Linked DNA regions of Homo sapiens: all the other regions are linked to region 3. The links are chromatin loops, found by intact Hi-C in ENCODE. Cell type or tissue: A673. All regions are shown on one strand.

Region 1 (8,000 bases), 240 kb after region 3:
AAATAATGTCAGACTATTTCATAAACACTTTAAAAACCCTACAGTAACATAATTTCATTGCCCCTCATATTTTTTGTACTTTTGTTAACATGTATTTCAATTCCATATGTTATAGACTCCTAAATAACTTCTGCATAAACACAGGTGTTATAAGAAGTGTGTGAGTGTGTGTTTAGACAGAGTTAAAAGATATTTTATATTTATCTACATATGTACACTTTCTGGTTATTTTCATATATTTCTACAGAACTGGACTTTCATCTGATGTAATTTTTCTTAGCTTGAAGAATTTCTTTTTATGTTCCTGTATTAGTCTTACTGCAGTATATTCTCTCAGGTTTTCTTTTCTTTCCTTTTCTTTTTTTCTTTTTTTTTTTTTTTGAGACAAAGCCTCTTTCTGTCACCAGGCTGGAGTGGAGTGCAATGTCACGATCTCAGCTCACTGCAACCTCCACCTCCCAGGTTCAAGCAATTCTCCTGCCTTAGCCTCCCGAGTAGCTGGGACTACAGGCACCCGCCACCATGCCTGGCTACATTTTGTATTTTTAGTAGAGACGGGGTTTCACCATGTTGGCCAGGATGGTCTTAATCCCTTGACCTTGTGATCCGCCCACCTCAGCCTCCCAAAGTGCTGGGATTACAGGCGTGAGCCTCAGTACCTGGCCTCTCTCAGGTTTTGTGTGAAATGCCTCAACTTTACCTATAAAATTATTTTTTCTGTACATAGAGATTGAGTTTGACAGTTCTTTTTTCCTTTCAGCACTTTAAATACTTTTGTCATTGTCTTCTAACCTCCACTGTTTCTAATGAGATTTTGTCATTCTTATTATTGTTCTACTATATAAATGTCTCTTTTTCTCTAGTTTCTTTTAAAATATAGTCATGTGCCATATAGCAATGTTTTTGTCAAGAACAAACCACATGTAAAATGATGGTTTCATAAGGTTACAATAGAACTGAAAAATTTTTATCACTTATTGACGAACTCATAGCCATTGTAACATGATAGCACAATACTATGCTTCTGTGTTTGTGGTGATGCTAGGGTAAAGAAGACAACTCTGCTTCCAGGTATACAGCATACACAATTTTCTATACTACATAACACTTGAAAATGATAATAAGTGACTATGTAGTAGTTTATGTATTTGTCATACTACACTTTTTTTTTTTAACGGAGTCTCGCTTTGTCACCCAGGCTGGAGTGCGGTGGCGTGATCTCAGCTCGCTGCAACCTCCACCTCCCAGGTTCAAGTGATTCTCCTACCTCAGCCTCCCAAGTAGCTGGAAGTACAGGTGCATGCCACCAAGCCAGGCTAATGTTTTGCATTTTTAGTAGTGACGGGGTTTCACCTTGTTAGCCAGGATAGTCTCCATCTCCTGACCTCGTGATCCACCCACCTCTACCTCCCAAAATGCTGGGATTACAGGCATGAGCCACAGCGCCTGGCCCATACTACACTTTTTATCTTTACTTCAGAGTATAGTCCTTCTAATTAGATTATAGATAGATAGATAGATAGATAGATAGATAGATAGATAGATAGATAGAGATATATAGACAGATTTACCTGTGAGACAGTTTCAGGCAGGTTCTTCAGGTGGTATTCCAGAAGAAGGCACTGTTATCATAGATGACAGCTTCATGCATGTTACTGCCTTTAAAGACGGTCTGGTGTAACAAGATGTGGAGACAGACGAGAATGGTATAATGATCCTGACCCTGTGTGGGCCTAGACTAATATATGTGTTTATTTTTTGTTTTGAACAAAAAAAAAGTTTAAAAAAAGAAAATTTAAAAGTAGAAACAAAGAGTGAGGATATAAAGAAAGAAAATATTTGTATATAGCTACACAATGTATTTGTTTTTTAAACTCAGTGTTATTACAAAAGAGTTAAAAAAACTAAAAAGTTTGTAATGTAAAGCAGTTATAGTCAGCTAAGGTTAATTTATTATTGAAGAAAGAAAACCATTTTTAATAAATTTAGTGTGGCTTAAGTGTACAGCGTTTATGAATCTACAGTTGTGTGCAGTAATGTCCTATGCTTTCACATTTACTTACTACTGACTCACTGACTCACCCAGAGCAACTTCCAGTTCTTCTACAAGCTCCATTCATGGCAAGTGCCCTATATAGTGTACCACTTTTTAACCTTTTACACTGTATTTTACTGTACCTTTTACATGTTTAAATATGTTTAGAGACACAAATAATTGCCATTATGTTACAAATGCCTACAGTATTCGGTTCAGTAACATGCTGCACAGGTTTGCAGCCTAGGAACAACACGCTATACCATATAGCCTAGGTTTATAGTAAACATACCATCTAGGTTTGTGTAAGTACACACTATGAGGTCCGCATGACAACAAAATCACCAACAACACATCTCTCAGAATGTATCTCCATGGTTAAGTGATGCATGACTGTATTTTTTAATGTTTAGTTTGCAGCAGCTTTCCTAGGAAATTCTTAAGTATAGTTTTTTCTGTTTGTTGCACTCACTGTCTTTGGAATTTGTCGTTGGAGCTTCCGGGATCTATAAATTGTGTTTTCAGAAATCATATTTGAAAACTTGTATCCATTATTTCTTCAAATGCTGCTTTGTTCAGTGTCCTCTCTTCTGTCCTCACAGCTCTCCATTTATACCTATATTTGACTAATTTATAGTTTCTCGGAAGTCCTTGAGACTTTGTCCATTTTCTTCTGTATTTTCTTTCTCTGAGTGCTTTATATTGGATGATTTCTATTGACTCAACAAACAGAAAGTTCACCGATACATTCTTCTGTTATGTTCAATCTGCTTTTAATCACATTCAATAATTTTATTTCTGATACTATATTTGTTAGTTCTAGATTTTCTATTTTTTAATTGCTTTCAGGTTTATCCGGCAATGTCCTATTTTCTCACTCATCATATCTGTCCTTTCCTGTAAATTCTTTAATATATTTGTATGATTGTTTCAAAGTTCTTGTCTAATAATTCAAACATTTGGTTGTTAAATGTCTTTTTATTTACTGAATATTTCCTTGTCATAGGTCATATTCTCCTACTTATTCATGTTTTATAATTTTCATTTTATGCTAATATATTGTATAAAAGGAAATACTGAAGTAATGCATATATACATAGTATATATATCACATATAGTATATATACTATATATACTATATATTATATATAGTATATGTAGTATATATACTATACTACATATATGCTATATATAATAGTATATAGTACATACAGTATATATGTAGTATAGTATATATACTATATAATATATGAATATATATAAAATATGTATAATGCATAAAATATATATACTGCATATATTTATATATATAGTTTTATTTGTTTCTTTTTCTCTAAGAAGTGATCCACTTTCCTCTGTTTTCCTCTGTTAGCTAGAGTAAAGGACTGATCAGTTTGTTGCTTCAAGCAGAATTTGAAATGTCTGTAGAGATGTTGTGGCTTTAATCCATCTGGCAGGGCTTAGAATGGAATCACTAGGAATCAAAGTAGTTGTTTCTTTTCTTTTTGGCTCAGCCCCCAAATACTTTGGGCCACCAAAACGCTAAAATTTTGATGTTATCAGAATTTTCGTTAATTTCAGCTTTAATTAGACTCATTTTAACTTTCTTTTAAATTTCTTGGCCACTTGTTTGGGACTTTCTTTTAAGTAATAACCTACGAATAAATACTGCAAGATTATGAGATCTCAAAAATAAAAAATCTTAGACGTATATCTGAAACTGAAACTACAACACTGCTAGACCCTCAGACTGCAAGACCTTGATGAAATCGAGGGGGCTCTAAGTCTGCAAGATGTGAAAACACTTCACTCTCATTGAAACAGTAACATAAACAAGAACACATTTTTTTTTCTTAAATTCATTAAAAAGCTATGAGCCTAAAATTTTTTACATACAAAAATAAGCACAAGGAGGATCATCGTAAGAGACAAAGGTTACTTTCATAGCTGACACAGCTTGGAGTAAGCAGTTTGGGCAAAGAAGAAAGAACTCTCGGATTGGGAAATAACTGGATAATCATTTAACATTTCTAGAGCTAGGTTGATGTCAACAGAGTGCAAACATTCGCCCGTATTACTGAGCACCTACCCATTGCGTTGAATAGAACAATTTCTGTTTGATTTGACTCTCCAGCAATATTCTAATAAGTAACAGCAAAATAATTGTTTTACATGCCTCATGAAAAAGTCACAATTTTATACTCCATCTTCTAAATCCCACAAATGTGCCTTCGTCCTGCATCAGCTGTTCAATATTTTTTCCCTCACAAACATTTGTCTCATTTACCATCTCCCCAGTGATTCTTTCCCTGAAACCCTGTACTTTTGTAAGCCGGATGTTTACTAATGCACAGCGCCATCTCCTGGTGATAATTAGGAATCAATAGCGGACGTGTACAAAGATTTAGGCTTGTTTCCAGTGGAAGCACAGGGTTAGCCCTCCTTGCCCAGTGTACCTTTTCCCTGACTGGGTGGTATTAGGCAACTCTAGCAAAAGCCGCCGCAAGAAACCATCCCGTTTATTAGAGATGCACCTGAGTGACTTTGTATTATAAAGAGGAACGCCATGATGACATACTTGCTTTTGCGTGTACTATTAGAGGCATGTAATAGACTATAATATCTGAACTTACAATATATGGTCAATAGCTACTGAATACAGATGGCACTGTGACATCAGGAAGAATATAAAATATCTCCATATTTGAGATTGTGAAGAAAAATCACCATTTGGAGTCAGAAAATCCAGATTTTAGTTGTGCGACCCAGACAAGTGCTTTTACTTCTGTGAGTCTCAGTTTCCTTATCGGTTAAATGATCATATCTCTTGCACCTGCCTTGGTGTGCTATTCTGTGGATAAAGTGAGATAATAGATGTAAAAACATCAGTGAAAGGCTAAACACATACAAGTGTCACTAGTAGTCATGGTTAGCTACTGAAATTAGATGGCACTTTTCATGACAATTCAATCCAAGCTGTGTTGCAGGCAGGAATTACAAGTGTGGTATCTTCTTGAGTTGAGAAAAATGGAATTAAAGGACTATTTACAAGTCTCTTTGTGATCCTCGGAAAAAAACAATAATCCCTTTTTCCGTGGATAATATTCTCATTCCTCTGATGATTACAGTCAACAAGGGCTGGTCAGTGACTCAGAGAAAGAGCCTATCCTACCTGAAAGAGGTGTGCTCACCACCAAGTAGTCAAAACATCTATGTGAGTGTTCACAGACACGGTCAGTCTTTTCTGCACTCACCGAAGCTGATACAGACAGGAAGCACAGGACAGTTTGGGGCAACTCCTAATCCCATCCTCCAAGCCACAATTACACACTTGGTTTTCCTGACTATCTTCTCATTTAAGGTTAGCTGTTAATATACAGTTTGATGTTTTAAAAAGGGGGTTTTAGGTGAGTTGTGCTCAGAAGGACTCTGGAGAACAGTGAGTGCAACTGTCTTTTTTTATAGATAAGAAAATTGATGACCAAAATAGAAACAACAAAAATTTACTCATGGTATCACATTGATACTGAACAGGTACCCCAATATATGAAACGCCCAACATATGTTTTGCTTGTTTATTTTGTTTTGTAATTACAGTACTGGGAACTGTTGTGGCTTTCTGTTTTCTCTTTGATCTGTGCTCCAAAGAATGATTCTGATTATAGGATGTCAATATCATAAAAATATAGCATTTGATGGTAACAAAGCTGCTCTCTGACTTACAAATACAGATCACAAACATGGATTTTCATGTTTTTTCCACCAGGGGTGAAACAGAGAGATGGTTATTTGGATGTCCATGGGAGACAAGCAGACATGAAAGATCAGCCAGTTACATGTAATAGAAAAAGAGTAGTAGGCTAACATCAGGGTCCAGAGACAGGCAAATGCTAACCACCCACATAATGGTTTGTTGTCATGGAGGTCAAAGAAGAGATAACCTAGGGGATCATCGAGCAGTAATCAGGGGTCTGGGCCCAGGTAGAAATTGGAACTCTCCTCGTAGTTAGGCAGCAAAGCCAGAGTCATTGTGTTAGTGTTCAAAAATAGCCACTCTCCTCCGTAAATAAAGGACTGGAGATTTCGACTGCATATCAAAGGTGAGAAGTATTCTCTTACCTTTTCTAGGCTACACCAGAGAGTTTGTGGATCCATAAATCTGGTTCTGAACCATAAACAGCTTTTATCACCTCTGACTCCTGACAGTGATGATAGCAGTGGCTACTAACTCTAATATTACACTTGAATTCTTTGGGGGCATAGGTGGAATTTTATTGAGTTTTGCAAGCCACTCAAAATCCAGAGAGCATGTGGATTTGTCAGGGAGCAGGTCCAGGGAAGACGCTAGTGATGGTCAGCAGCCTTCCCCACTCAGGGGATAACTCTGAGTTCCTAGAAGAGTACAAGAGACAACACTCACTGACCTGGCTCCAAAGTGAGGCGACGCAGGGTCAGAGTGTAGTGCTTGGCGAATGATCTCATGTGTCTCTGGACAGCTTTTTTGGTTTCTGAATGACTACAGCCATATCTGTTTCTAGACCCAAAAGCTACAGGAGACAAGAAGCAGGCCAAAAGACACACTGGCAACTTCTATGTGCATTCAGGGGTGAGCATCCTGAAGCCCAGAGCTGCAAATTCTACAAGAGAAGCCTCCTACCTGTAGGTTTCCTTAAATCTTATTCTGCTCCAGAAAGGCATTCAAGATGAGTTGTGGGATTTTAACTCATGAGAAACATGTAAGGCACATCCAATGCTGGACACAAAAGTCATCACTGCAAAGTATGAGCTGGAGCAGGACCAAACACAGGGAGTCGTGTTCCTTCTTGTCCCAGACGAAACAGAGACAATTACTTCTAAAGGTCTGTGTGAGTGATACTTAGTCTTCATGGTTAGTTATTAACACTGGTTGCAAGCTGGGGGGCCCCTCAAAGCATAATTGATGTCTATTGTTTAATTTGCAACTTTGAGTCCTGTGTTAGACAGCAAGCCAAAAAGGGTGGGGGCATCTTAGTAAATAAAAGGAGACATAAAACCTACCACCAAATTCCTCCGCTTCCACTATTCATTTTGAAGACTTTCATGTTTAGTATTTAATGGGTACAAATATAATTGATCACTTTAAGTCTTTGTTTATTTGTACAGATTTAAAAAACAACCAGAACAGCTGCCTCTCTGCTGACTCTGTGGGGTAAATGTTCCTGGTCAGTGACCTGAGAGCAATGTAGACCCATTTAGAATAGAAACTTTCCTCTTCATACTTTAATGTGGCTTCTTAGAAAAGCATTAAAATTTGAGCCCTCTCTGGAATCACCTGTTGTTACTAGGAGAACATTGCCCTTGAAGTCAAGCAGGCATCTCAAGAAGAATTGTAGGAGTAGAAAGGGTACGTTTTTAGAGTAACCTTTTGGTCGTGTTACCTTTGGATTCTGTTATGTTCAATACACGTTTACAAGAACCTATTATTGAGATGGCTTATAAAAATTAAGTAACAAAACTGATCCATGTGAAGCGCCTAGCAGAACACTCAGAAAATGAGGGCTAATATAAATGCCAAAATGTATATTATCACTAAGGTAACAAGTATTTATATAGAAATTTTAGAAAATTCGGATAACAGCAAAAGTAATAAAATCACCTGCAATCTTATTCCACAAGATAATCTCTGTTAATGGTTCCAGTCATTTTTCCTAAGGAAGTTATTATAATAATAATGATGGATTATATAATTACATTTTGCAAGTGCTTCATGATACCAAGATAACCATCCCTGAAAAATTTGGTGTAAAGAGTCTAAGAGATTAAGACGTTAGTGTATTCTGCAGTGAGTTAGCTCTATGACCTCGAGTGCTTCTTTTGTTCTCTGGTCTTCATTTTTACCTCTATAAGTGTATAAGTAAAGCTATGTAATCACTAATGACTTTCTCCACTAAAAATCAAAATTAGAAACAAAAGCCCTATTATCTTT
Region 2 (8,000 bases), 170 kb after region 3:
GTTGATAATATTGAATGAAGCTGTCAGAACATTAAGTATGGTAAAAATTCGAACAACAAACCATCATGTATTAAATGCCTACCGTGCTCCAAGAAGAGCGATAAGCATCGTATAAATTGCCACTCTAAAAAAAATTTCTATCTAAAGCATAAAGTGGTTTAAACAGATAAATGCGTCATTTAATCAGTATGTCAAGACATTTCTTATTTTTTTTGCAACTTATAATTTGTCAAGACTTTTCACATTGTTTTATTCATTTGTCACTGTTGTGGACGAAAAAAATGTCTTACTTCCTCTTCTCTTTATACATCTGCCTTAGCCCATAGAGAAGGACATTTCCGCCTACTCTCCTTTCTTCACTCCCTTGTTGGTTTCTGCCCACAGAAAGAGGAGTTGATCATTTGCCTGTTCTGAACATGAGTCATCTGCTCAGGTTTTGCTGCTAGACAAGGTTTATTTTCCGTAAAAAGCAGGCAAACGCCCTGCTTTATCTTTTACTTTCTGCACTCTCAGGTGCTGCAATTTTTTTTTGTGCTACCTGCTCCTGTGTATAAAGCTCACCTAGTCATCAGCTGTCAGTGTGTACCCTTGCAATATAGCCACTACTTCATTCTCTCAGTTCCATTCATACTACAAGGTAAGATAGAGCAGCCATACATGCTTATGTAATAGTTGAATAAATGGACTTGGGAGTTTGCTCCATAAAAGTAGCCATTTTAACATCAAAGACATCTCACTGAGATATCCAGTCAAGTGCATTCCTTTATCATATTTTACCAGAAAATAATCCCCTGCATTGGGGATTATTAGATAAACACCCAAATTCACACACACACACTCACACACACATACTCATGCACACACACAGACTTTTCTCACTGATGTATTCTTGTGTGTCTGTGGATGCTGCATACGCTCCCTTAACAGGTACATTCAGAGCAGAAGAAATGAATTATATATTATGAATTAAAAAACCCAAGTCCAGAGGTCTTGGTATTTGACCAAGATGAAACTATTAGTAAAAAGCAGATCTAGGATTTAAATACAGATCTTCTCAGTTTATTTTTAGTATTCTTTCACCTGCCCTATAATTTTTCACACAGGCATATAATTAGTTAAATTTGAGTAATCAAAATGTATGTAGCATTTTTCCTTCAATAGAATATTTGCCATATTTGTATTCATTAATAACTCAATCTAAAATATGTTATTTGTTTTACTAACACCAAGTAATATATGAACTATGTGAATTTCATGAAAAAATAGTGCTCCAAATTAGAGAAACAGCATTTTGAGAGTAAGAGTAAGAGCAAGAGAGAGAGGGAGAAGAAATTAAATGCTTAAACATAATTAGCATACCTGAATAGGAAAAGAGATACTACCAATTAAGTCAGTTGGCTTGTCATCTTATGTTCCCATATCAGAACTTTGATAGGTCAGAAAAGACATAGAAAGAGAACAAATAAAGAATAACACTCAGTAAATGGATCAAAACTATACCTATCCCAACCTTGAAATCTTTTAGTCTTAAAAGTCAGCTGAGAGTCTCATGTAAAAGAGGATGAGTTTCCAGTAAAAATCCTTGAGGCTTCTGAATAAAGTGAACACACTGTGAGATAACAAATGGAATATCTAATACTAGAGAATAAAGAGTTAATAAAATAATAGAGAAAACAAGTATTTAAAATGCAGATATAAATATTCTCAAAAATTTAAACATGTTGAAAAACAAGAAGCAAGAATCAATTGGAGACACTGGTTGTCGCAAATACATATGGCTGGAATAAGAAAGAACCTTGGCTGGGCGCGGTGGCTCACGCCTGTAATCCCAGCTCTTTAGGAGGCTGAGGCAAGTGGATCATCTGAGGTCAGGAGTTCAAGAACAAACTGGCCAACATGTTGAAACCCTGTCTCTGCTAAAAAATACAAAAATTAGCTGGGCGTGGTGGTGGGCGCCTGGAATTCCAGCTACTCAGGAGGCTGAGGCAGGAAGAATTGCTTGAACCCAGAGGCGGAGGTTGCAGTGAGCCAAGATTGTGCCACTGCACTCCAGCCTGGGTGACAGAGTGATACTCCGTTTCAAAAACAGACAAACAAACAAATAAACAAATAAATAAATAAAACTAACCTGAAAGTATTAGCTGACTAAAAGAATGGATACAGCCTAATTAAAAAAATGGAGGTTAGGAAGAGACTTAGTAACACTCCCATAATAGAAATACCAGAAATAAAGAAAGAGAATAAAAAAGAGGCAATGAATGAAAAGAATAACTCAGAATTCATTATAATTAAAGCCATAAAAGCTCAGACTGAAAAGTTATGTACGATTTCAATCCTTCAAGAGACGAACATTCCTGCACCTAAAGACACACTGAAATATAAAAGTATTAAAGATATTATCTAAGAGATCCCCAAAGAATAAGCAAATAGTCTACAAAGGAAGCAAAGAATCAAAGTCATGTTAACTCTTCTTAATCTAAGAATATATTCACTGTTTTCATAATTTAACAAATAATAGTAATAAAAATGCAAATTAACTTCTCATCTCAAACTACATTATTCTTAGGATGATGAATAGATGTTTATTTGTTCTTCACAAACTTCCCAATCCTGATTTCCTTGAAATTTAATAAATAAGTTTATAATAACTTTATTGTTAAACAGGTCGTTGTCAAATTGCATTTGTCTACTTTCTAAAACATATTCTTAGAAAGTACACAGGGGCATCATAACTCTGTTTTACAATATCATCAAGCAGAGAATTATCTCAGTTGAGAATGATGGCTTTTAAAAAGAATCCTACTCTCATAATTGTACTTATTTTCCATTGGTTTCTAAATGTGCTTCCCTATATTTTCATAAATTTAAAGATAGAGGACAAAAACTTCAAGACCTGGTTGGTATTTAAAGCGAATTAAGTTAGCTTCATGCTACAGAGTCATAATAATACAAAATTCTAGAATTACTGCAACATTTATTTCTTTTACATTAAATTAAAAGGAGAAATTACATTTTTCAATCAGAATGTGTATTGCGATAAAGGGACATTTATTCCTTACTTCAGTCTAAACGTATTAGAAAAGTCTCCCAGAAGCTCCCTCTAGCGTCTGAAGGATGCAACAGCTCACTGGCAAAGGATTTGTGAGACAAACAGATGTGAGAATTTTAGTGTCTAAAATGTATGGCTCAAAGAGCATGGAGATCATCAACTCCAACACGCATTCTTCTTACAAATGGGAAAACTAAAGGTCCAGAGAGAATGCTTTGTCTAAGCTTACGCTGTTAGTGGTAGATCAAGTAGAAGTCAGGTCTCCTGGCTTCTAGTCCACAGAGCATTCCATTCTACTCTGTAGACTTGGATTTGGAATAAACAGGCCCAGAGCAGAATAAAAGCAGAAAATTTTAAGAAAATGAGATTTTTTTTAATTGAAGAATGTAAGGGATGAGGAAACAGTCATTGGGATAAAGGAGGAAACAACGAGGTTAACATTAATGAAAAGGGCTAGGGAATCATAGTTATATGTTTAAAGAACAGGAACCCAGGGCGGGCGCGGTGGCTCACGCCTGTAATCCCAGCACTTTGGGAGGCCGAGGCAGGCGGATCACGAGGTCAGGAGATCGAGACCATCCTGGCTAACACGGTGAAACCCCGTCTCTAGTAAAAAGACAAAATAAAATAAAATAAAATAAAATAAAATAAAACATAAAATAAAAAATTAGCTGGGTGTTGGCGCGTGCATGTAGTCCCAGCTGCTCGGGAGGCTGAGGCAGGAGACTCGCTTGAACGCGGGAGGCGGAGGTTGCAGTGAGCCGAGATCGCGCCATTGCACTCCGGTCTGGGTGACAAAGTGAGACTCCGTCTCAAAAAAGAAAGAGAAAGAAAAAGAAAGAAAGAAAGAAGGAAAGAAAGAAAGAAAGAAAGAAAGAGAAAAAGAAAGAAAGAGAACCCAGAGACAGGGTGATTAAGATGATGAGTTAAAATTTACCATACTTGAGAGCTTATTGATAGATGATTGGAAATATTCTTAAATTGAACATTTGCAAAACTATGAATTTTATTTGTGGGTCTTAAGATCACTAATGAAGTTTAGCTACTAATTCCCCACTTATTAAAATCTATTACTTAACTATTATTCTCTTCTTGTCACCTGTCTCAGTAGAGATTGCTGACAATGCAGAACATGAAAATGCCAAAGCAAAACAATAAACCTTGATTTCCTGCCCTATCCTAGTTCATGATAATGGACTGGCAGCGGGGTCGTTAGTTAAAACAGCCATGATATATTATCCTTAAATAGTGTGTGCAACTTTTGTTCTCCTCATCCTTCTCCCAGAGCGCACAAAGGACAATGCCTCTCTAGAGAAATCTCCAAGAATGAGCTACCTTTAGAAACACAAACTGCAAACAGCCTCATAGCTTTATCCTTAGGTATGTGGCTTTTGTCTTCATACCGTTTCTGGGAATTAGTTTGTAAAAAATAAATTCAACTATTTCTTTTTAATGAGTATTGAATGTGAGAGCGCGCTGTATGTATAGAGAGGTACATCAAACAGGTCATAGTCTGATGGGGAAAACAGGAAGGTACAGAAGTGGGAAATATTGTTTCTAGTACCTTTCAATTCTCAGAACTTTTTACATCTTAGCAATTGTGGAATGTGATGCTGAATGCTCTGGAGATATTATTACCAAATACATACTGTCAGGTACTAAGGATACTTGATACATGAGCTACTGTTCACCAACAATACCAGTGTAGGAGGTGAGTGAATAAGGAAGATATAGCTGCAGTGGAACTCTAACAAATAAAAACGTGTTAGACAAGAAGCTTCCACATGGAATAATGCAGTGTGAGCACTGAATTTTAAAAAGTGTTGAGTATGCTGGGGAATTGCAAGTAAGTAGATGAGAATTTCTGAGTTTCTATGCTACATCATTTTATGGAATGAAATAACAAAACTCCTCAAGGCTGGCTTGTTTACTCATTAATTGAGCTGTTTCTTGCCAGACAAAAATGGTAGAGATTTGGCGATAAATTTCTGCTAAGTCACTTTGAAAAATGAGAGGACTTCATAGTAATTTAGTTCTTTTTTATTTTCAATTTTCACAATCATCATCATAAATAAAGACAAATACCTAATAAGCTAAAATATATTGAGAATCAAACTTGTGCAATGTTCTACAATTAGTGTTTTTACCAACGTCAATCACGTTTTATTTTTGCAGAAAACTTTTAACTCTGAGGCAATACTATATAACCAATAACATAAGAGAAACAGCCAAAGCATCAGCACATTCCACAAAAATCTTCATCACATCGTTTGGCAAGTTTCTGTATCTAAAATAATATATAAAATACATGATTCCTTGTTTTTTATGTGAAACATTAAAGTAAACTTAGAGAGCTATACTTAAGAAAGTTTTATAAATCTGATGGAAATATCATTGAATCTAAAATGTTGGGGAAGACGTAAGTGCTGTAAAAATGTTCCAGTAATGAACAAGAAGTTGGAGGCTTCATGAAATTGGACAATAGTTCAGTACAGGGAACTATGGTAGAAGACTAGATGCAAAAAGAGATCTAAGTTCCAATAGCAATTTTACATATATGTATATATAAATATGCATATATATGCGTGTATATATATATACGCATATATATGTGTGTATATATATATACGCATATATATGTATATACACACATACATATATATAAAATCTCTAAGGCATGTTATTAAAGCACTAATTAGACTAAATCAAGTTGATGGTTTTCACCCCTCACCACAACTTCCGTTTCTTCTTCTCATACCCAGGAGTATTCAACTGCTCATGTGAGAGCCTCAAGTCCAGAAAATTATTCAACAAATTACTACTCCAAAAGGTTGTCTAAAGTGAATCGGAGACTATTTTCTAGAGAAAGAGATCCAAATACATTGTAGTAGCTTTGGGATACCTTTCACAATATCACCTTATCCAATTATCTGGCAATAATCCATTAGCTATCACTTTTTTCACTTACTGTGCTTGCTCTCTGACCCCAGTTAATTAATTTAAGCTGTTCAGTTTTTGATTGAATTTTTGGCAAATTTTATGTTTTGCTATAAATGTTGTGAGAAATAAAATTTCATTTGAATTTACGTCTTCATTTCTTAATATTTTCTTACATTACGGTCCTAAAGTAGAAATAATAAATAGGTATTAAGTAAATATTCTTTATATCTATTACCAAAGTGTTTTACATAAACATTTTACTAATGTATGCTTGTGTGACTATAGTTTTGACAACACTGAGTTATACCTTTAATTTTATTTTCTACTAGGAAAAGTAATATCTCATTTTAATTTGTGATGTAAAAATAATTGGTAAGAAAAACAGTAAGAAGTAAAAATTCTAAATTATTTCAGCAAAATCTAGAAATAAGTGCATAAAATAGAGCATAAAAACATTTTAAAGGTCTCTTGGGAGGGGCAGATGAGAGTGAGAGAGGTAGCTAAAAATAGTTTTTAAATATAATCTTATTGGAGTGGAAGGAAAGAATGAAAAACTAGAATGTTTCCCTGAGATAACTAATTGAGTTTATCAGAGTCAATATACAAAAATAGAGTACCAAAGCTTTGACCAAACTTGATCCACCTGTTTTCAAATATACTAGTTCCACTTCTTACTAGCTGCGTAACATAAGGTAAGTGCTTCAATTCCTCAGTAGTTAGATATGATAATTATCCCTAGCTCTTATAGGAGTGTTGTGAGAACTGAATTAGATACTACAAATTATTATAGATTATTAACTATAATAAAAAAAATATAGATTTCCAACATTTCAAAAAGGCACACAGTATATACTTGATAAATATTATTATTATAACAGTTTGGTATTCATAGCAATAGAGAGAAATGTGTCTCAGTATGAACATCCAGAAGGAAAGACAGCCACTTAATAATAAAAATAAGGAATGATTTCCAAATTAACAAGGTGAAAAATGTAATGAATACCAACTTTATCAAGCACATAAGAGTAAAGATTGAATAGAAAAAAAGGTCTAGAAACATTAAAATTAAGAAAATACAAATGGAAAATAAAAAATGAAAGATAAAATGTGAACCAAGGGGTTTTTAGAACAGTGAAGTTATTCGTATGACACTGTCATGGTGGCTACAGGTCATCAGACAATTGTCCAAACCCATAGAAAGTACAACACAGGAAATGAACACTAATGTAAACTATGGAACTCAGTTAACAAGCATGTATCAACATTGGTTTATGAAATGTAACAAATGTGCCATCTAATGCAACATGTTAATAATAGCAGAAACCTAGGGTGAGGGTAAGGGGGTTTATAGGAATTTTGTGCTTTCTACTTAACTTTTCTGTAAAGCTAAAAGTACCAAAAAAAGTCTATTAATTATAAAAATAGTGTAGTTATATATATATGTATATATATACACACACACACACACACAGAGAAAGAGCAAGAGATAACTCAGCCGAAATTTCTAATATATATTAGAAATTGTATATTAATTATATATATAATTTAGTAACAACAGATTTTTGTCAGCTATATAACAAAATAAATTTGCTAGCTTTTATCCTTAGTTACTTGTATGTTAATATTTCCTTGAAGTATTTACAACACCTTGCAGATAAATGGTTTAGAAAGTACATATAGATTATTTCATCATTGTAGTAATTCTAAGAGGTAATCAAAGTCAGGTATTATTTATGCTTTAAGGATTACAGAAAAAGCAATGTCTAACTTCATGGAACAAGCAAGTTGCTGAGTGAACATAAAGACTAATTCTTCTGATTTTTTGATTTTGGGAAAGACTCATGTCGATCAAAATAAAAAATAAATATATTCTGTAAAAAGTGCTAAAAAAAAGGCCAGATAAATGAAAACATAAAGCAAAATGAAAGATATAAGATGTTTTATCAATCATTACAGAGATTGGGTATGGACTACAATTTCTCCTGAGAAAGAAAAGGTTTATGTTCTTAAA
Region 3 (8,000 bases):
GATTTCACAAAGTTCAACTTGATATTTATTGATTTATTTATTGTAGAGACAGAGCCTCACTATTGCCCAGGCTAGTCTCAAACTCCTGGCCTCAAGCGATCCTCTCACCTTGGCCTCCCAAAGTGTTGGGATTACAGGCATGAACCACCATATTTGGTCCTCAAATTGATATTTAGATATTCGTTTTTTATTACTGAAGTTGACCCACCCAGCACAGGAAAAGCTGGGAAACAGCAACAAGTATACTTCAGATTTTAAAAAGAGCAAAATCAAAGGCTTAAAGTTGGAGGAGAAGAATATGGAGATGTGATTAGGGAAGCTACTGAGAAGGAATGTAGGAGAAATGCTGTAGTCATTCTGAGAAAAGCCTTGAGAGCCAGGCTGAAGAGTTTTATCCTAACTGAAAGGCAACGGCATTTTTGAGGAGTTGTGTAACATGATCAAGGGTTTTATGCAAAAGTTTACCCTGGCATTGTAGAAAAGAGAGTTTATAGAAAGCTGGATGTAAACCACTTGGAAGGTGCTGCTTTCATCCTTCACAACATACTGGGAATTATTCCTGATGTTGCCACCTGTATATATGCATGGAGTCAGGAAAGGTCCAACATTTGGAAAAATCAGGAGAAAAAAAAATCACGGAACTCTGTCTTTATTTTTATACCATAAGACTTACCCTCCATAGTAGAGATGATTTCACCCACACCCTCCTCCTCCAACTGCCCTCCCATATTTAAGCCCTATTGCAGCCTAAATAGCAAGACATTTCATAGTACGCTGTTTCCATGAGGCAGTTTCGTAAACATTTGTTAAGCAACTGCATTTCTGTTTGTTCAGCATCTTCTTAATGAGTTTGTGAAGGACTTAGTAACCTTTGAAAATCAATTCAGAGTCTTGTTTTATATCTTTTTTTTTTTTAATGGATGCAGTTGTTACATTGGACACACTGTAAGCAAGACAAAGAGTCATCTAAAGAAATCACAACTCGGGGCAATCAAGTCAGCATAACTCTGCGTCCCATATCTGACTGCATCTAAATTTAGAAGTTTTCGTTTTGAAGACAGAATTTTGTTTTTAGCTATTTTCATGTTCTTACCCAGGAAACATCCATGAATCCTTTCGTGAGTATTCAATGTAACCCCATGGTGATATTTGAAATATTTGTATGACAGTTGAAAAGTGCCTCTCTTGAGTAGGCAATGTATATTGACAGTGAGAATACATTGTGGGAAACATAACAAAAAATAATTCCAATCTTTTGTTTCAGATTTTCACAATTTAAGTGCCAGAGCAATCCTATTTATTTATTTATTTATTTAGAGATGGAGTCTCGCGTTGTCGCCCAGGCTGGTGTGCAGTGGTGCAATCTCAGCTCACTGCAACCTCCGCCACCTGAATTCAACCGAATTCTCCTGCCTCAGCCTCCCGAGTAGCTGGGATTAAAGGCGCCCGCCACTACGCCTGGCTAATTTTTGTGTTTTTAGTAGAGACGGGGTTTCACCATGTTAGTCAGGCTGGTCTCAAACTCCTGACCTCAGGTGATTTGCCCACCTCGGCCTCCCAAAGTGCTGGGATTACAGGCCTGAGTCAACTGTCACTATGAACTGTACATATAAAGAAACTGAGTTTACTCAGTTTCAATTGAACAACAAAAAAAGACATGCCCAAAGTCATACAACTAGTAAATTATAGAGTCAGAATTAGAAACCTGGCAGTCTTATTTCAGCGCCTACAGGCTCAATTTCCATAGTGTTCTACCTTGCATTGAACAGAGTTCTAACTTCCGTCATAAGTCTTACTACTCTGTGCACTGAACAATGGTTAAATGTGTCTAGATCTCTCTTTCCAACAAAAAAAAGGTAATGGTATGTAAAGAGCTTAGAATAGTGCCTGACAAAAACGTTTAATAAATGATAGCTAAAATTAATATAATTATTAAAATAGAGAAAGACGAATTTCTGTCTGACATTACCTAGAAGAGCCTGAACAAAGGGACTTAAAATATGAGGAGAATTTTGATGGGTAAAATTTAGGAGGAAGAATAGCAAAGGTTGGATTCAAATACATGCAGGTAGAAGGGAGGAGACTGGGCTTGCAGGAGCTATGGCTGAATCAAAGGCGGAGTGTTGGGAGAATATAGTGAGAAACAAATAGAAGAGAATTCGTGTGTTCCATTTGCAGTGGAAAATCCATTGACAGGCTTCTCAGGAGGGAAAGGACCTGAATATTTGCACTTTACAAAAATACCTTCGGAAGCAGAGTGGAGGGTGAGTTTGAGAGAGGGAATAGTAGGAAAACAAGTAGAGAGATCTATAGCTAGTTGTCCATGATAAAAGACTGACATGTGTAGTGTGCTTATTATATGCCAACCACTATTCTGTGCTCATTTAGCACCTTAACTAATTTACTTTTTATAATAAAATTGTAAGATAAATAGGTACTTGTGCAGGTTTCCACTTCACTCTCAAAACTGTCCTGGTTTGCACAATACATTTTATGATCACCCATTCACGTGGCACTTTTTTCCTGAGTAAAGGTAGCAGGAAGCAGTAAGGTGAAACGGCTATAGTGCAGCAACTACAGTACTCAGTTGATGTGTTGGGAAGGTTTGGAAGACAGGAGCCTTGAATATAAGCTCTAGTTCTCTTCTGGAATTGATTCTTTTATCAATTATTCCTGATCATGGGAAGCAAAGATTGTTATAGGTAGAAGGGATATAGAGAGTATCTATTCCAATAGGTATATATAATATACTTTACCTGTATGTGAACACATACAGAGCGTAAGTAATATTTCAGGAGGTTATAACACCCCCACCCCAACCTTGCAGACAAACTTTGGAATGTGCTTTTTTTTTTCTGTGAGAAATAATACATCATTGTTTTATCATATTATCAGGGTTAGGGGCCATTTATCTAGGACAACCTATAATAAACAGAGTCCCAGAGAGGAAAAGTAAGTATTTTTACAGTTACTTACAGAGCCATAACTAAAGCCTATTTTATCTTGCTTTATTGTATCTAATAAAAACAACTTAAAAGATGTGTTTTTATGATTATTTTAATGTTAGGTATAGTCTGCTACTCAGCCATGGGAAAGATAAACAGTGATCATGAGATCCAAGGAGCCGGGGATTGTATTAGTTTCGTTGACAGTGTTCTCAGTGCAGAGAACATAGCCTGACACGTAATAGGCTAGGTTAACATTTGCTGGATGAATAAATAAAATGACACTAATTTGATTAATTTTATTGTTGTAGTGTTAGGTTTCTGTAAATAAAATATATTTTTCAACCACATGGTGGAGCCATTTAACAGTTACTCGAAAAGTAGAGCTGAAGAGAAGGCCATAAAAGCCACTGCATCTTTCTTCTGAGAAAGTGATTTAAATCCAGAGGATGAAATAAAATATTTAGATAATTTATCTGGCTTATCTCTTACTTAGAAACCTATACGGAAAGTAAATTGGATACAGGACTCGAACTGTGGATAAAAGGTGGAAATGCAGCACATATGCAGCTTTTTCCTATACTGGTGTTGTGTGGGGATTGTCCTAATCCAAAGGACATTTGCTTGGTGGCTGTTAGGCACCACACTAAAGCATGCTTTTGGTCACTCAGCACCTTTGGGAATAACAAAAGCACACAGGACAGCTGAACCAAGATAGAGATGCTACCTGATGTCTAAAAGTGCTGATATGTGTGCTGCAAATGTCTCTGACGGAGAAAAAATAACAACTTGTGCTTCTCCAGATGAAGGTAAATAAAGAACTGGGGATTAAGAGAGGTAGGACATAGCGTTTTGTAAGTGAGATTTGGTTATAAAGCTAGGGGGAGGATGGTTAATGAAGTCTACTAACAGTGGATGATTCATTTAGTTTAGCTTTCCCATTCAATAACGGGGGAAAGGGAACTAGTGAAATTCACCCTCTCTACTCCACACCATTTCAGAGTTGGCATTCCGGTTGTCGTCTAATGCCTCTAGATTCTCTGCACTCATTCTATTCCTATTTTCAATACACACATACCCTTCCTCTTATATACACACATGCATATACGAACTCATAAATACTCAAGGCTCCAGCTGTGGCCACCAGCCTCATCCTCTGCATCGTGCCCTAGGTGACAGGATGATATGTGACCAACTATTAAAACACCACTTTCTATGCACATCTTTATGTAACTGAATTTAAGCTATTTTCTTTTCCTCACAGTTAAGTAACCTGACAGACTATCTTTCTGAAACTTCCCTAGACAGATAGATCTTGAACTGGGATAGATAGTGGGACGATTTTTCTCCTATAAAATATCCTTGTCACACTAAGGAAAAGAAACATAAAGACAGCCCTAGGACAGAGAATAGAGCGTAGCTGTCATAGACTCAATTTTGAAGATTTTCTTTGAAGATTTTCTCAAAAGCCTGTTCTAAGCCCCTTGTCATACTTTAAAAAAAAACTCTTTTAATTTTTTCATTTCCCAAACTCTCACAATTTTAATGCAAACTTCTTTTCATTCCAAACACTAAGATAAACATGCCAAAATCCTGCTACATCAATCTAGTAATAATGGTTCAAAATCCAGTTTTTTTTACCCAACCATGTATAAATGCCATTTTCTCAATGCTTCACAAGTATTATGTGAGAATATCCATCTTGTCAGTGAAACCCCATTGACATTTTCAGGGGTTTGCCAACTCAACAAATTTCATTTTAAGGAGAATTTGAGGCTGATGGGGAAGTTTTTGTGAATATGTGTTCATGTGCCTGTGAAAGTTGGCATGATTTAAATAAATTTATCTTCCTCTTTAAATGTTTTACAAAAGAATATGAATGGGTCATCTGGAGCTGAGACCTGCAACTTTTTTTTTCTTTTTATTTTATTTTTTTGAGACAGAGTCTCTGTTGCCCAGACTGAAGTGCAACGGCATGATCTCAGCTCACTGCAACCTCTGCCTCCCGGGTTCAAGCGATTCTCCTGCCTCAGCCTCCCAAGTAGCTGGGATTACAGTCTCCCGTCACAACACCCTGCTAATTTTTGTATTTTTAGTAAAGACAGAATTTCACCATGCTAGCCAGGCTGGTCTCAAAATCGACCTCAGGTGACCCACCTGCCTTGGCCTCCCAAAGTGTTGGGATTACAGGTGTCAGCCACCACTCCTGGTCCAACTTTTTTTTTTTTTTTTTTTTTTTTTAATGAACAGCAGGTAAAAAGCCAAAGTACAGGCCAGCTAGCTTACCAAAGAGAACTGTGGAAAGAGAAAGCTAAGAAGAGCCTTTGTGGGGTCAGGACAAATACCAAAGATTAGTCTCAAAAACTACCTCTATCTAGATTTAATTGGACCAGGATTAATTGCATCCTTTTTAGGCCTGGTGCTCTGTTGAAAACAATAGAGCAATCAGCCAGCAATTAGAGAAGCCTAACAGATGAGTGTAATATCAAAGAAGACAGTTTAACAAAAAGATTAGAGAAAGTCAAAGGGAATCCTGCTAAAACTACTGTCATCTCGAGTGAGACTTCGTCTCAAAAAAAAAAAAAAAAAACCTACTGTCATCTCTGGGTGACTGTGCATATGCCTAAGGCTGTACCCCCCCGGGAGGGGCAATATTAGAAGGTATACACTGATGGAGAAATAGACTTTCCTAAAATAATCCAGCCAATTCACCAATTAACAAACAATAGCAAAGCAACTCCAGAAGAGAGTGAGGAGAATCAGCATCCAGAATTAGCACAGTATAGTACTTAAAATATCATACTTTCAACAAAGAATTATGAGACATAGAAATAAACAGGACAATAAACTTTTCCTTAAAAGTAAGGAAAGCTAAGATGATAATATCTCATCAAATAGTGAATCTAATAAAGAGACAGGAATTATAAAACAATCTATTGGAAATTTCAAAATTGAAAAGTTTAATAACAAAAGTGAAATATTTACTAGAGTAGATTTAAACTGGAAGAAGAAAAAATCAGTGAAGTATTAAGTGGATTGATATGGATTATGTTATCTGAAGAACAGTGAGAATAAATGATAAAAACAAAGAGATTCAGAGAAATGTAGAGCACCATAATCACACTCACATAAGCACAATGAGTGTATCGGAAGGAGAGCAGAGGAAGGAGGCAACAGAAAATAATATTAGAAAATTATTAGCTGAATAATATTAGAAAATATTAGCTGAAAATTTCCAAATCTGATGAGAAACATTAATCTACACAGTAAAGAAAGTCAGCAAATACCAAGAAGGATAAATGCACTTACACACACATCATAATAGAAGTTCTAAACACCACAGACTAAGAGGGAATTTTTAAAGCAGCAAGAGAAAAATGACTCACTACATACAAGGAAACCCTAACAGAAGAATTAGCTGGCTTTTCATTAGAAACAGTGGAAGCTAGAAAGCAGTGAGGTAACATTCGAAAAGTACTGAAACAAAAACATCTACCAAGAATCTTATATCTAGGAAAACCATGTTTCAAAAATAGAGGTGAATAAAGACATTCCCAGAAAAACAAAAATTGACAGAATTCTTTGATTAAAGAACCAACTAGAAAAACTAAAAGAAGTTCTTCAGGCTGAAAGCAGATGACTCCACACATTAATTCCAAGTCACATCAAAAAATAGAGTAATAGTATAGATTATCATGTATTGGCAAAAATATCATAAATATTTAAATAGCGTATTTCTTCTCCTTTATTTCTTAAATGATTTCAAAAAACAATTGTATAAAATGAGGAGCATATAATGCAATGTTGAACCTATAACATATACAAAAATATAATACATTTGGCAAAAACAACACAAAGGAGGTATTTGGGGGCAAAGTAGTATTGGAACAAGAAAATGACACCAGACGGCAAATGAAATTCAAAGGAATAATAAAGGCGAATATAGCAGACACTATAAATATATATTTACTTCTTCTCATCAGCTTCTCTAATAGACATAAAACTATATAAATTAGCAATTATAGTGATGTGTTATTGAGCTTGTTACAAATGTAGATGCATCATGCATAACGATAACACAAAATGAAATGGTATAAAAAAGTGGATGCCAACAAATTACATGAGATGGACAAATTTCTAAAAAGACACAAATTGTTAAAACCGGCTCAAAAAGAACAAAATTCTGAACAGGTATATAATAAATAAAGCTATTAAATTAGTAATATTAAACAGCCCATAAGAAAAGCATAGACCCAGAAGCCTCTCCCATTGTATTATCATAGCACGCTCTTTAAAAGTCAATTGACCATAATGTTAGGGTTTGTTTCTGGATTCCCAATTGTACTCCATTGATCTATATGTCTGATTTTAGTGATGTGACATGATATTGTGTTACTGGAATAAGGATAGACATATAGATCAATGGAGTAGAATTGATTATTCAGAAACAAATTCTTATGTTTATAGTCAACTGACTTTTTTTAAAAAAAATTAATTTTATTTTAAGGTCTGGGATATATGTGCAGGATGGGCAGGTTTGTTACTTAGGTAAATGTGTGCCATGGTGGTTTGCTTTACCTTTCAACCCACTCCCTAGGTATTAAGCCCTGCATGCATTGGCTGTGTATCCTGATGCTCTCCCTCACCCTGCCTCCCGACAGGCCCCAGTGTGTGTTGTTCCCCTCCCTGTGTCCGTGTATTCTCATTCATTGTTCAGCTCACACTTATGAGTGAGAAATGTGGTGTTTGATTTTCCGTTCCTGTGTTAGTTTGCTGAGGATAATGGCTTCCAGCTCCATCCATGTCCCTGCAAAGGACATGATCTCATTCCTTTTTATGGCTGCATAGTATTCCATAATGTTTATGTGCCACATTTTCTTTATCCAGTCTATCACTGATGGGTATTTGGGTTGATTTCATGTCTTTGCTATTGTCAACTGACTTTTGACAAGAATAGTAAGACAATTCAATGAGGAAAGAGTACTCTTTTCAACAAATGAAGCTGTAACAATTAAATAGCTGCGTGCAAAAGAATTAATTTAGACCCCTGGCTTA

What was found. A loop is a pair of places that touch in the nucleus more often than their neighbours do. Peaks named below come from ENCODE experiments on the same cell type or tissue, not always from the same donor. Only the 100,000 strongest peaks of a DNase experiment are listed, where the experiment ranks them.
Region 1: a loop joins it to region 3, with 8 times the contacts of the local background. A loop is called at or near these places in 46 of 110 quality-filtered maps.
Region 2: a loop joins it to region 3, with 7 times the contacts of the local background. A loop is called at or near these places in 66 of 110 quality-filtered maps.

The regions. Positions count from the first base shown.
Region 1 is chr3:190,808,384-190,816,383 of GRCh38, reverse strand. No RefSeq gene overlaps it. Among named protein-coding and RNA genes, the nearest start is that of GMNC, 50 kb to the left of the region's middle. In A673, a CTCF peak has its summit at 4,397 (motif pointing left); a DNase peak (open chromatin) is centred at 4,383; H3K4me3 peaks cover 1,146 bases; H3K27ac peaks cover 882 bases.
Region 2 is chr3:190,879,514-190,887,513 of GRCh38, reverse strand. No RefSeq gene overlaps it. Among named protein-coding and RNA genes, the nearest start is that of SNAR-I, 5.6 kb to the right of the region's middle. In A673, a CTCF peak has its summit at 3,109 (motif pointing left); a DNase peak (open chromatin) is centred at 3,103.
Region 3 is chr3:191,046,448-191,054,447 of GRCh38, reverse strand. No RefSeq gene overlaps it. Among named protein-coding and RNA genes, the nearest start is that of OSTN, 150 kb to the left of the region's middle. In A673, a CTCF peak has its summit at 3,300 (motif pointing right); a DNase peak (open chromatin) is centred at 3,327; H3K27ac peaks cover 2,681 bases.